Linked DNA regions of Homo sapiens: region 1 is linked to region 2. Evidence: read pairs that join two places in POLR2A ChIA-PET (ENCODE). Cell type or tissue: GM12878. All regions are shown on one strand.

The links. ChIA-PET counts read pairs that join two places held together with the same protein. Peaks named below come from ENCODE experiments on the same cell type or tissue, not always from the same donor. Only the 100,000 strongest peaks of a DNase experiment are listed, where the experiment ranks them.
Region 1: POLR2A ChIA-PET joins it to region 2 with 6 read pairs; 5 of 35 experiments call an interaction of 5 or more read pairs at or near these places.

What each region holds. Positions count from the first base shown.
Region 1 is chr12:112,399,576-112,402,075 of GRCh38, forward strand. No RefSeq gene overlaps it. Among named protein-coding and RNA genes, the nearest start is that of RPL6, 8.8 kb to the right of the region's middle. In GM12878, no CTCF peak of the experiment used is centred here; no DNase peak of the experiment used is centred here.
Region 2 is chr12:112,301,914-112,304,413 of GRCh38, forward strand. The region is part of intron 7 of HECTD4 (HECT domain E3 ubiquitin protein ligase 4); the gene reads right to left. It also overlaps the pseudogene RPL7AP60. Among named protein-coding and RNA genes, the nearest start is that of HECTD4, 79 kb to the right of the region's middle. RefSeq lists enhancers at 1,236-1,285, 1,446-1,705. In GM12878, no CTCF peak of the experiment used is centred here; a DNase peak (open chromatin) is centred at 1,408; H3K27ac peaks cover 1,991 bases.

The DNA of each region.
Region 1 (2,500 bases), 98 kb after region 2:
CCAGCCTGGCCAACATAGTAAAACCCTGTCTCTACTAAAAATACAAAAATTAGCCAGGCATGGTGGTGCATGCCTGTAGTCCCAGCTACTTGGGAGGCTGAGGCAGGAGAATTGCTTGAACCCAGGAGGCAGAGGTTGTGGTGAGCTGAGATTGCACCACTGCACTCCAGCCTGGGTAACAGAGCGAGACTCTGTCTCAAAAAAAAAAAAAAAAAAATTAGCCAGGCTTGGTGGCTGGTGCCTGTGATCCCAGCTACTCGGGAGGCTAAGGCACAAGAATCATTTGAACCCGGAAGGGGGAGGTTGCTGTGAGCTGAGATGGTGCCACTACACTCCAGCCTGGGTAACAGAGTGAGACTGTCTCCAAAAGACAAAAAAAAATTAAGAATACCTAAAGTTTAATCTACAGGGTTTTAAAAGTCAGAAGCAAGTCGACTTCTAAAAACTGGGGCAGGCACAGTGGTTCATGCCTATAATTCCAGCACTTTGGGAAGCCGACATGGGAGGATTGCTTGAGCCCAGGAGTTCAAGACCAGCCTGGGTAACATGGTGAGACCCTGTCTCTGCAAAAACAAATAAAAACCCAGAAAGACAAACAAACAGCAACAACAAAAACGAGCTGGGCATGGTGGCAAGCACCTGTAGTCCCAGCTACTCAGGAGGCTAAAGCTGAAGGATCACTTGAGCCAGGGCAGTCCAGGATGCAGTGAGCAGTGGTGATGATGCCACTGCACTCCAGCCTGGGTGACAGAGTGACATCCTGTCCCAAAATAAAAAATAAATAAAAACTGAAAAATTCATTATTTCTGGCACGTCTTGAGTTTAACAGGCTGAAACTCATAGTTGCTACTACTCTTCATCTTTTTTTTTTTTTTGAGACAGGGTCTTGCTCTGTTGCCCAGGCTGGAGTGCAGTGGCATGATCATGGCTCACTGCAAACTCTGCCTCCTGGGCTCAAGCGATTCTCCAACCTCAGCCTCCCGAGTAGCTGGGACCACAGGCGCCCAGCTAATTTCTTTCTTTTTTTTTTTTTTTTTTTTGTATAGACAGGATCTCATCATGTTGCCTGGGCTGGTCTTGAACTCCTGGGTTCAAGTGATCTTCCCATCTTGGCCTCCCAAAGGTCTGGGATTACAGGCGTAAGCCACTGCACCCAGTCAGTATTAGCTAATATTATTTGATCCTTTAAGACATCATAACAGGCTGGGCACGGTGGCTCACGCCCGTAATCCTAGCACTTTGGGAGGCCAAGACGGGTGGATCACTTGAGGTCAGGAGTTTGAGACCAGCCTGACCAACATGGTGAAACCCCATCTCTACTAAAAATACAAAAAATTAGCTGGGCATGGTTGCTCATGCCTGTAATCCCATCTACTTGGGAGGCTGCGGCAGGGGAATCGCTTGAACCCAGGAGATGGAGTTGCAGTGAGCTGAGATGGTGCCATGGCACTCCAGCCTGGATGACAGAGCAAGACTCCGTCTCAAAAAAAATAAATGAATAAAGACACCATAACACAAAATGTCACCTGACATTTAAAGGATAGGTAAAGTGGTTGGCGTCTAAGGCCAGACTGCCTGTAACTGCAGCCTGACATGGCGATTCTTGGGCAACTGATTTACCTGGGGAGGTGCTCTTAGAAACTACCTGTAAGAGCTGGTCACAGTGGCTCACGCCTGTAATCCCAGCAATTTGGGGGGCCAAGGCGGGTGGATCACTTGAGGTCAGGAGTTTGAGACCAGCCTGGCCAACATGTTGAAAACCCCTGTCTACTAAATATACAAAAATTAGCCGGGTGTGGTGGTGGTGGTGTGTGCCTGTAGTCTCAGCTACTTGGGATGTAAGGCAGGAGAATCTCTTGAACCTGGGAGGCAGAGGTTGCAGTGAGCTGGGAACACGCCACTGCACTTCAGCCTGGGCAACAGAGTGAGACTTCATCTCAAAAAAAAAAAAAAAAAACAAACAAAAAAACAAGAAACAAAAAAAAATCCAGGCCCAGTAGCTCACTCCTGTAATCTCAGCACTTTGGGAGGCTGAGGCAGGCGGATCACGAGGTCAAGAGATCGAGACCATCCTGGCTAACATGGTGAAACTCTGTCCCTACTAAAAATACAAAAAATTAGCCGGGTATGGTGGCGGGCGCCTGTATTCCCAGCTACTCGGGAGGCTGAGGCAGGAGAATGGCATGAACCTGGGAGGCGGAGCTTGCAGTGAGCCGAGATCACACCACTGCACTCCAGCCTGGGTGACAGAGCGAGACTCCATCTAAAAAAAAAAAAAAAAAAAAAAAAAAAAAAAACTTGCATGAGTGTGGTATATTTGTTATAACTGATGAACCAATATTGATATATTATTAACCAAAGTCTATAGTTTGCATTTGGGTTCACTTTTTGTTGTTTTTGTCATGAGCCACCACACCTGGCCAGGGTTCGCTCTTTGTGTTGCACATTCTATGGGTTTTGACAAATGGATAATGACATATATCCACCATTCTAGCACCAT
Region 2 (2,500 bases):
GCTTGGCAATGCAAGCCACAGACTTGGGACCCAAGATATTGCCTCCCCAGTGACAGCAGATCTCATCGTATCTGTCATTGTCATTGGTCCTGATACCTTCCACCAGCTTAGCCAAAGCGCCTTTGTCTTCCAAGTTCACCTGTGTGAAGGCGACAGTGGTGCAGGTCTTCCTGTGGACTAGACGGCCCAGTCTTGCCTTCCCCTTGATAATGCAGTAAGGGACTCCCATTTTACAACACAGGGCAGGCAAGAAGACAACCAGCTCGATGGAATCCACATCGTGTGCAATCACCACCAGCTGAGCTTTCTTGTTCTCCACCAAGGTGGTGATGGTGTTAACTCCTGCTCGAAGGGCAGGTGGTCTCTTAGTGGGGACGCCCCCTTTGCCAGCAGCTTTCTTCTCAGCCTGGGCCAACAGCCTCTGCTTCTTCTCTTGCTTTGTCTCTGGTCTGTATTTGTGGGCCAGCTTAAGCAGTTGAGTAACTGTTTGGCAGTTCAGGGCCTGGGTGAACTGGTTAATAGCAGGAGGCACTTTCAGCTGCTTATAGAGGATGGCTCTCTGCTGCTGCAACCTGACATAGCGGGCCATTTCACAAAGTAGGTGAGTTCTCTTTTGGGCTGGATGTCCTGTCCAATACCAAAATTCTTACGCCTTTTCTCAAACAGGGAATTCACCACTTTCTTGGCCTCCTGCTTCTTCACAACAGCAGGGGCCGGGGCCACCTTCTTCCCCTTGGCCTTCTTTCCTTTCAGCGTCTTGGGCAGTGGGAGGCCAGTTAGCTGTTTTTTAACTTTTTCTCATTTTTAATCTTCATATTAGAAGCTTTCCTCACTTTTCTAATGATCCTTGGTAGTCTGCTCTTTTTGTTTAATTTTAAAACTTTTTATTAGGGAAAATTTTCAACACACACAAAAGAAAAAAGAATAGAACAATGAGCTTCCTATGTGCTGAACCCCTGGCTTCAATCATTAGCACTATTTTTTTAACCCATTTGCCTCCCCTCCATACACATACCTCTCCAAAGTTTGGAATTTTGTTTGTTTGGGTTTTTATTTTGTCTGCTCTTTTTTTTTTTTTTTTTTTTTAACAGTTCAGCACTAATCAGGAATTCTGTGGACAGGGTTGAGTCTTGCTTGCTGGAAGACATCACTTGTGGGTGATTCACCAGGGAGGCAAGTCTTTTTCCTAGATGACCCCAACATCAGTATGAGAGGTCTTTTTTCCAGGGTCATTCAGTTTCTTCAGAAAATAACTAAGTCTTGGGCCTGGACAGCCAGCATCTGAATGCAAATGTGTGAACAGGAAGGGGGCCTGCAGGCCCTTATGTAAACTCACGGTCTACCACCTTGTCTCACAATGGCTGTGTACCACATCTGATGTCCCAGTTGCTAACATGCTCTAAGGCTGGTGGGGTGAGTCATCTCTCTTCCTCTGGGTATTCCCCTAAACGTATACTTGGCTTTCTCCACACGGAAGTATGAGAAAGGATACTACACTCTCCATCTTATCTTCTAAAAGTAGGGGGATAAGAGATACTGCCTAGAGTTCATAAAGAAGAAATAAAGGTTTAACTGTAAATTACAAAGATAACTAAAAGAAAAACTAAAACAAAGGAAATCAATATGCTAGGCGGAATCAGAAAAGAAAGAGGGAGGCCAGGTGTGGTGGCTCAGGCCTGTTATCCTAGCACTTTGGGAGGCTGAGGCATGCTGATCACTTGAGCTCAGGAGTTCGAAGCCAGCCCAAGCAACATGGTGAAACCCTGTCTCTACAAAAAAACACAAAAATTAGCTGGGTGTGGTCATGCACGCCTAAGTCCCAGCTACTTGGGAGGCTGAGGTGGGAGGATCACCTGAGCCCAGGAGGTTGAGGCCACAATGAGCCATGACTGTGCCACTGCATTCCAGCCTGGGTAACAGAGCAAGACCCTCTCTTTCTCTCTCAAAATAAAAAAAAAAAAGAAAAAAAAAAGGAAGGAAAAAAAGAAAAGAGGGAGAATTGAGACAAACTCTCATCTATCACAGCAAAAAAGAAAGAAAAATCAACTTTGTTTATATCTGGCGTTCATAAATCAAGAAATAGCAATATAAGCGTTTTACTTAGGGATATGAAGGTCACCACCAGAAGAATGTGATTGCCTGAGGAGCATGCTGGGATTGGAGGAGTGGGGCAAGGGTCTCCTGTTTTTCATTATGAGCCTGTATCCAAAAAGAAAAAAGTGTGTGGATTTTTTTGATACAATTTTTTCTTTTAATTAAAAAAAAGCATATCAGAGAATCAGGGAATTCTTCAATGTTCCCATTATTCTTAGGCTAAAGACCTAATTTTTTTTTTTTTTTTTTTTTTTTGAGACAGGGTCTGTCTCTGTCACTCAGGCTGGAGCACACTGGTACAATCAGGGCTCACTGTCACCCCAATCAACCTTCTGGTCGACCTTCCAGGCTGAAGTGATCCTACTGCTCAGCCTCCTTAGTTGCTGGGACTACAGGCACATGCCAC